Regions from separate parts of the Homo sapiens genome. Here region 2 is linked to region 1. Evidence: read pairs that join two places in POLR2A ChIA-PET (ENCODE). Cell type or tissue: PC-9. All regions are shown on one strand. Each heading gives the region's core, and the rest is flanking DNA. Links, peaks and the distances in the headings are about the cores only.

The links. Peaks named below come from ENCODE experiments on the same cell type or tissue, not always from the same donor. Only the 100,000 strongest peaks of a DNase experiment are listed, where the experiment ranks them.
Region 2: POLR2A ChIA-PET joins it to region 1 with 6 read pairs; 4 of 35 experiments call an interaction of 5 or more read pairs at or near these places.

What each region holds. Positions count from the first base shown.
Region 1 is chr6:79,558,444-79,563,810 of GRCh38, reverse strand. It overlaps a transcript of SH3BGRL2 not described here. Among named protein-coding and RNA genes, the nearest start is that of LCA5, 24 kb to the right of the region's middle. In PC-9, for the core only: no CTCF peak of the experiment used is centred there; no DNase peak of the experiment used is centred there.
Region 2 is chr6:79,653,755-79,657,687 of GRCh38, reverse strand. The region is part of intron 1 of SH3BGRL2 (SH3 domain binding glutamate rich protein like 2); the gene reads right to left. Among named protein-coding and RNA genes, the nearest start is that of SH3BGRL2, 24 kb to the right of the region's middle. In PC-9, for the core only: no CTCF peak of the experiment used is centred there; no DNase peak of the experiment used is centred there; H3K27ac peaks cover 416 bases.

The DNA.
Region 1 (5,367 bases), core at 1,295-3,794:
TATTCATTGATTAGCTCACAATTCTGTAGACTGGCAATTTTGGTTGAACATGTGGATATTCTTTTTTTGGTCTCACCTAGACTCACTCATGCAGCTGCATTTTGCTTTCATCTGGGGTCTGATTTTTTATGAATGGCCTCACTCACATATTTGGTGGGTGGCTGAAGCTACAGGGGCAATTGGGCTGCATGTCTCCAACCTGTGGCAGACTAGCCTGGGCTACTTTACAGTTCCAAAACCAGCAAGAGAAAAGTTTCTATGTGTAGTCACTTTTCTAGTCTCTGCTTGTGTCACATTTCCTATTTTTTCATTGGTCAAACAAGTCACTTTACTAAGCCAAGAGTCAGTGAGGGAGGTGGCTGAGGGATGGATGGTAGGGACTTAATATAGACCAAGCTAGGCGGGGCGCTGTGGCTCACTCCTGTAATCCCAGCACTTCAGGAGGCCGAGGCGGGGGGGTTAACGAGGTCAGGAGTTCCAGACCAGCCTGACCAACATGGTGAAACCCCGTCTCTATTAAAAATACAAAAATGAGGCCGGGCACGGTGGCCCATGCCTGTAATCCCAGCACTTTGGGAGGCCGAGGCGGGTGGATCATGAGGTCAGGAGATCAAGACCATCCTGGCTAACACTGTGAAACCCCGTCTCTACTAAAAAAAAAAAAAATACAAAAAAAAAATTCAAAAAATTAGCTGGGCATGGTGGCCGGTGCCTGTAGTCCCAGCTCCTCGAGAGGCTGAGGCAGGAGAATGGCGTGAACTCGGGAGGCGGAGCTTGCAGTGAGCCCAGATGGCGCTACTGCACTCCAGCCTGGGTGACAGAGCGAGACTCTGTCTCAAAAAACAAGCAAACAAACAAACAAAAAATATAGACCAAGCTTGTCCAACCCACAGCCAGTAGGCTGCATGCAGCCCAGGATGGCTTTGAATGCAGCCCAGCACAAATTTGTAAACTTTCTTAAAACATTATGAGTTTTTTTTTGCTAGTTTTGTTTTGTTTTGATTTTTGGTTTTTAAAAAAACTTATCAGCTATTGTTAGTGTATTTTATGTATGGTCCAAGACAATTCTTCTTCCAATGTGGCCCAGAGAAGCCAAAAGATCAGACATCCCAGTACAGACAGTATGAAAAGGCCTTCTGCTATTATTTCTTCCTGAATTCTTGTGCTTGAAAGTATAAGTGAATGAGTAGGTATGTGGTCAGTGTGTGTGTTTCTATTGGAAAAGGAGGATGAAACATAATAAAGATTATCTTTTAAGGAATAGTGGGAAACCAACATTGATCTGGTTACTTACTCTCATCTCTATGCCCCTAAACACTGAGATTTTTAAGTCTCAGAAGCTAAAGCAGTACATTTCCACCTAAAATATTCCAAATGACCTAGGAGTTAGTTAGGGACCAATTTGTTTAATAGTTACTAAACTATTTAAGTGGATCTAAAGAGCACACTTACATATTAATATTTTTATGATATTTTTAAACTGATGTTTTATAATACTCATAACTATCTTGTAATACAGGAAGTATCTTCTCCATTTCACAAATAAGGAAACTAAAATTATATATGTGTATACATATGTGTGTATGTGTGGTGTGTGTGTAATGGCTTCACCTTGCTTTTGAGAGTATTTCTACAGGACTACACAAATGTCTTACTCTGAGTTTGTGAGAAGGTACAGAAACTCTAGTAAACTTACTCTACTAGTTCTAATAAAAAAATATATTGTTGTAGAGATAGGAAATAATACTACAGAAAGCAACTGCGGGAAGTAATCAGGCCTTGTAGACACTAGAGAGCTGTGGGCTAGCTTCTCCTTACTCTTGATCCTTTTCTGCAAGCCTCTTAGTTTCTCCTTCCCCATACCTTCTAGTTCTACTTGTGTCTATGACTTGTCATAAAACTGACTCTGGCCTCTACTCAAAGTTCAGTACCCCAATTTCAACCATCTATGTATTTTAGTTTACATTGTCTAGACAGACAGAACATGATTGGCTCAGCTTGAGTGAAGTTTCCATAGGTGATCCACTCAGATTACTGGAAGGGCAAGATCACCAAAGCACAAACATGACTGCCCAGTTCTATCCTGTCAGCAGAGGTGTGCAAAGGGCAATTTCATGGCAGCGTATGCGAGTGGAGAGGCAGTGGCGGTCATCTCAAATGCAACCATGAAACAGCTCTGAGAAGATATCTTGCTCGATCCAAGTCCAGTGTAGTAAAATCTTTATTTTAGTTTATTTAGATGCACGTTTGCTTTCAAGAGTACAGGGTGAATTTTAACAGGTAGCCCCAAGATGTTTGGAATTTTATACTTAGTAGTACTACTTTTTATTTGTATGCCATGTTCACAAACTATTCTGTAATTGAAAGAATTGTGATAGTCAATTGATGATTACAACCATATTTACAATATAGTACAACCATACATTGTTCTCTATTTTCCCAACTCTAACACGTACACAAAATACACCTTCTCCCACCAAATGCTAGGCTATATACATATTGACGACATGTTGAAAATATTTGAGATATTATTAAAATAGTAAAATTATTATTTAAATTAATTTTAGTATTATTAAGAGTATTAAATGTATTTAAAAATGTTTATTACTTATTATTAAAGAATGTATTGTTGGCCGGGAGTGGTGGCTCACGCCTGTAATCCCAGCACTTTGGGAGGCCGAGGTGGGCGGATCACCTGAGGTTGGGAGTTCGAGACCAGCCTGGCCAACATGGAGAAACCCTGTCTCTACTAAAAATACAAAATTAGCAGGGTGTGGTGGCGCATGCCTGTAATCCCAGCTACTTGGGAGGCTGAGGCAGGAGAATCCCTTGAATTCAGGGGGCGGAGGTTGTGGTGAGCTGAGATCACGCCATTGCACTCCAGCCTGGGCAACAAGAGCAAAACTCTGTCTCAAAAAAAAAAAAAAAAAAAAAAAAAAAAAAGAGTGTATTGTTAACATTAATTTTATTTCTTCCACTCTTCTTTTTAAACATGGCTACAAGAAAATGTTAAAGATATATGTGGCCTGCATTCAATTTCTATTGGACAGTGCTAGTTTAAGCCATTTTGAGTTGTACTTTCTGCTCCTTGCAATGAAAAAATACTAACACATATGCCATGTGAACTGAAATATTTTAAACATTTATTTCATCCAAAATTCCCATAAACTCAATAAATTAAATTTTTATGTCTGTTTCTTTTCCCATTTCACAAATATCGATGCCATAATCTTATAGGTCCTTCTAGTTGTTGTCTTTCTGGACAAGGTCTTGCTATATTGCCCAGTCTGTAGTGCAGTGGCTATTCACAGGCACGCTCATAATACATTACAACCTCCAACTCCTGAGCTCAAGGGATACTCCTGTTTCAGCTTCCTAGTACCTGGGACTACAGGCACACACCACCACACCTGACTCCTGCTAGTTATCTTTATTCAGTCTGATGCTACTATATGTTCAATAACTCTACTGTTACTAGGTTACTAATCCTTCTACTGTTGGTAGGTTAATAATCCTTCTAGCCTCATTTCAGTTATGCTAACCTTTATTTTTCCTTTTGATTTGTATTTGTCCCCTTTCACTAATCACAATGTCTAAACTGCTTCCTTTACTGAATTTACACTTTGTTTAGGTCATATTCGAAGATTACTTCTTATTATTAGGTTTTGGTCCCCTCAGTTTCCCAGAATGGTGTATGCTCCCCACCCCCAACATTGATTCCCTTCCTGAACCACAGGCAAAACTGTTTCCTCTGAAATTCCTTCTTCTTCTTCTCTTCCTCTTCTCCTCCTTCTCCTCCTCCTTCGTCTTCTTCTCTTGCACATTCTGTCTCCTATTCTTACCTTTTATTTAGAAACAATTTCAAATCCAAAAAATTTACAAGAATAAGAGTACAAATAACACAATATACCCATTACTCAGATTCACCTATTGTTTACATTTTACTCCATTTGCTTTACATTTGTGTAGTATATATCTATTACACATAAATCTTTTTTTCTGAACCATCTGAGAGGAAGTTGCATACATAATGTTCTTTTACCCCTAAATATCTCCATGTGTATTCTCTAAGAATAAGGGTGTTCTCTTACGTAACTAGAGCATGATTATCAACGTCAGTACATTTGTCATTGATGTAACGCCTTTACTTTTCCTTCTAATTTTGTCAGTCTGCTCAATCATGTCCTGTATAGCATTTTTGTTTCCTCCAGTAAAGGATCTAGTCTAATACGAAGTATTGTATTTAATTGTCATGTCTCTTTAGTCTCTATTCTTGGAGGAACATTTCCATAGTTTTTCTTTGTCTTTTATAATATTGACATCTTTAATAGACCATTTCTCATTTGGGGTTTGTCTAATGTTTACTCATTATTAGATTTGGGTTATCCATGCCTGGCTGGAATGTTGCATGAGTGGTGTTGAGTCCTTTTCCAGTCATATTGCGAGACACAAAATATCCACCTGTCTCACCAACCACCGTGCCCAGTTAATTACAAAAAAAAATTTGCAGAGACGGATGGGGTCTCACCATGTTGCCCAGGCTGGTCTCGTACTCCTGGATTTAAGCAATCCATCCACCTCATCCTCCCAAAGTGCTGGGATTACAGGCGTGAGACATTGTACCTGGTCTATCTGCAGGTCTTAAAGCATATTCTCACAGATTCCTTCATAGTTGTTAATGGAAAAAGTGGTAACTATACAGTGGAAAAATCAGAGAACACCTGGAATGAATGAGCCACTGTGCCGGCCTTTTCAATAATTTATACACATTACTATACTTATTTCAGTGCTCAAATTGTCCCAGATTTGACCAGTGGGAGTTCCCCTCAGCCTGGCTTCTGTGTCCTTGTGACATGTCCTCTTCTCTATCTCCACCACCTCCTTCTTCTCCTCCTCCTGCTTCCTTTTAGTGCTGCTTACTTTCTGGCATATTCAAATGTTTCAGGTTCATTTTGTGCCTACTCTGCCCTAGCCCTAGAACCAGCCATTCTTCCTAGAAGCCCTGATTCCTTCTGTGGGGAATGGCATCAGAGACCAACATTTGAGCACTAGGTATGCTTGATGTTACTGGAATGTCTTCGCCCAGCTATTTTTTGTATTTTTTTTTTTATAGAGATGGGGTTTCGCCATGTTGCCCAGGCTTGTCTCCAACTCCTGGGCTGAAGCGATCTGCCCTCCTCGGCCTCCCAAACTGCTAGGATTACAAGCATGAGCCACCGCACCGGGCCAATCTTTCTTATGTCACAGAGAACTTATGAAGAGTTTTTATTTGTTCTAAGTAAAATATATGACTATATATAGTTAGTGTATTCTGTTGTTTAAATGTCTTCAAATACATTGCCTCCTTTCAAAGCAGGATTTTAAAAC
Region 2 (3,933 bases), core at 1,434-3,933, 94 kb before region 1:
CCGAGATCACACCATTGCACTCCAGCCTGGGCAACAAGAGCGAAACTCCGCCTCAAAAAAAAAAATTAAAAAAAATTAACAAGTCTATAAAACCTGCTACCTCAAATTTAATAACTTTATTTCTCAAAACTATGTTTAAGTTTTAATTCCATAATTACCTGTTCATGTCAAAAGACTAAAATCAGCGTCTTCCACAGCCCTTTCTCCCTACAACTCCTCCACCACCAGCTACAAGAGCCACATCCTCTTCTGGTTTCCTAGTAACCACAAAGTCATCTCCTTTTCTTTCTTCTTCACTGTCTCCTTCAGCTACCAAATACTGGAAATTCTACTATTGCTTATATCTTACCTATTTCCCCCATTGCTACAGTCCCTTTCCTATCCCACTGATGCTGATACCTCCAAGAATTTCTTTACTGTCCTACTCTCTCCCATCTAAAAGCAGACAAGAGTGTTCTTCTTAAGCGTATATCACTGCCTTTTCAGAATTTTATACTCCTCATTGGCTCTTGATTTAAAAAAAAAAAGTTCCATAGTCTCCTGGTCCTACTCTCATCAGCGATTCCCATGTTTATCTCATCTTCAGAACCCTGGAATCTAATCTTGCTGCGCATTCCTTTCAGAATTGACTGCAACCTCAAACCTCTCGCCCCATCTCTTTTCTCTAAATTATGCAAATTCATCAGGCTTCAAAAGACTTGTACACACACCCCTAAGTCTAAACAATTTGGTGACACCTTTATTTCCCATTTTCTCATGTATGTTCTTTATTTTAATATATAGTTACTGCAGGTTCAGTGTGTGTGCACACACATTCATATTTATGTTACAGTTGTCCCTCAGTATCTGAAGGGAATTAGTTTCAGGAGCTCTCCCCAACCCCCATACCAAAATCCAAGGATGCTCAAATCCTTGATGTAAAATGGTGTAGTATTTGCATATAGCCTACACATATCCTCCCTTATACTCTAAATCACCTCTAGGTTATTTATAATACCTTATACAATGTGAATGCTATGTAAATAGTGGTTACCCTTTATTGTTTTTTAAATTTTTATTTTTTTATTGTTGAACTGTTCTTTTCTTCTGAATATTTTTCATCCATGGATGGTTGAATCCAAGGATGTGGAACCTGCAAATACGGAAGGGCCAACTGTACTTATGGTCCTTTTATGTATTGTGATACGTCGTCCCAGGAGTATTTTCCACATGGTATATACTCAAATGTTATCCCATGTTTCCTCTAGGAATTGCCTGGAAGAGTGGATTCTAGAAGGAAGAATGGGTGACTAAGATTTACTCACATATCAGAAAACCAGAAAATTCAGAAGATCTTAGCGATGGCACCACCACCCATTCACCAGCTTAATCTAGAAACCTGGACATCATCATTGACTCACCTTGATGATGCAATTAACCAGCAAGTCATGACCTCTCTGCTTTCAAATTTTTTCTTGAAACCATCCATATTTCTCCATTTTCACTGCCACTGGCCCATGCCAAACCCTCATGTCTCCTCTAGAGCTTCCTACATTTTCTTCTAGCTAGATTTCCTCTAAACCACTTTACACAGAAAAGCTAAAATGAATTTCTTTAAAAAACCTAAATTAGATGATTTCATGCCTCTGCTTTAAAAACCTTTCAGTACCTTCTCATTATCCTTAAGATGAAGAAAAAAGTCCATACCCGGGCCCAGGCAGTGATAAGAAGTGCCCAACTCTCCAACTACCTTCCCCTCCCACTCCCTCTGCAGGTGGCTTTCCACCCTTGGGTGAATCTGGGTCACCTGGAGGGCTTGTTAAAGCACAGATTATGGAGGGGTGAATAGCCCCCAGAGTTTCAGATTCAGGAAGACTGGAATGGGGCTCAAGAATCTGCATTTCATATCTTTAAACAATGGAACATTATCCAGTCATAAAAATGAAGTACTGATACATGTACAACATGGATGAACTTTGAGATCATGCTAAGAGAAAGAAGTCAGTCATAAAGGATCACATATCATATAATTCCATTTGTATGAGATGTCTAGAATAGGTGACCATGTAGACAGAAAGCAGATTAGTAGTAGCCTTGGGCTGGAGTGAGAAAGGTGGGGGGCTTGGGGACCCGTTGCTAAAGGGGTGTGAGATTTCTCTGTGGGGTAATAAAATGTTCTTAAATTGTGGTGATAGCTGACAATTCTGCAAATATCCTGAAAGCCACCGAATTGTATAGTTTAAATAGTTTAAATGGTATGCTAATCATATCTCAATAGTGCTGTTTAAAAAAAAAAACTGAATTTGCAAATATAACAAGTTCCCAAGTAATGCTTAAGCTTAAGGGGCCACTGCTCTACACTAACCCTATGCAGTCTCCCTTCATCTGCTCAATCGTACCCATGGTACAAAAGTAGTTTAGGGGAACCACGAACCTTCCTGTATCAAAACTTCCCATAAGGTAGTCAGCAGCCCATGAAACCTCTTTCCAGCTTCACCTAGCTAACTCATATGCTCCCTCTTATGCCCTCAGCTTTAAGGTCACCCTCTCAAGTAAATCTTCCCTGACAAAAGCACCCAGGTATTGCACTACTGCATTCTAGACTGGGTGCTAAAGTGAGACCACATCTCCGACCCCCCCACACAAAAAAAACACCCAGGTTAGGTAAGAGTTTTGCGTGTAAACATTTTCACTGTGTCATTAATTCCCCCTTTATAAGATTAATTACACTTTTAATGAATTAAGTAATAGCTTACTTAAAGTGTACCTTCCTGCTAGGATGTAAACCAGGTTAAGACAAGGAAGAACTGCCACAGTGTTCTCAGACAGATTCCCAGGGCAAGCCATAATAGAATCAGATATCTGCACCGAAGAGGAATAAAAGTAAAAGGGATCAAACCTTAACACCACCCCCCTCAAGCAGGTACATGACACTTCCAATCCCACCTGCTATTTCGTCCTTTTGTCCAGGTGTGCATCAAGTTCTCTAAGAGGAAGACAAAGAAACATCTATCAAAATATTTCTCCTAGACCTCTTGAAGCTTGTAGGGAGAGTAAAAGAATAATACAGCCAAGAACAACAACCAAGATGAAGCATAAATTTATTCGGTGGGTTTAATTCAGCTCACCTTTGGCTTAGCAAACCCAACAAAATCGTGATCGAGATGGAACAACAAAAGCATTTCAAGTTAGGGGGTTCACCATCGGTCTTTATCTGTAAAGGAGTAGAAACTATGAGAAAAGAAAACAGAACAGGGACTAAAACAGCATTTGTAAAAATCAAAACAAAGATTCTGAACTCTGAGCTACAATGCACATATTGTCAAACAAAATCCCACACAAATTCCATCCATTTGTTCACTGGAAAGGACTGGAAAATTCACTTGATCTTTAGCAAAAATAAATCACAGTGTGGTAATGCCACACCAAATATTCTTACCTTTCCTTCTCAAAACTTCAGTGAATACAATCATATTTCATAAATAAATGAATAAAATAGGATTGTAAGCCACAGTACTTCACATCAGCTATGTTAAAATAAGTGGCAATTGATTTGGAGTATTCTTTTAAGATTTGGACTATTAATGAAAAAAATTATTTCTTTTTTCATACACTACAGCAAGTTATAAAAGTGTTCACAAATTCTCTACCTTGTGCATCCACACCCTGACACTGTGACAACGCAACTATTCTCACCAAGAGATGGAGTTTACTTCTCCATCCCTTGAATCTTGATGGATTAGCAAGACTGATATAAACAGAATACTGAAAAGTACTTGGGGCTTTCCTTCTTACCACTATTAGAACCTTGAGACCACCACCAAGTGAAGAAGCTTGAGCTAGCCAGCGGGACAATGCAACATACATGGCTCAGTCACCCTGGCCAACAGCCAGACCATTCTCCACCCCAAAACCTGCTGCTGCCATCTCTGGGGTGCTTTCCAAATCTTTGTC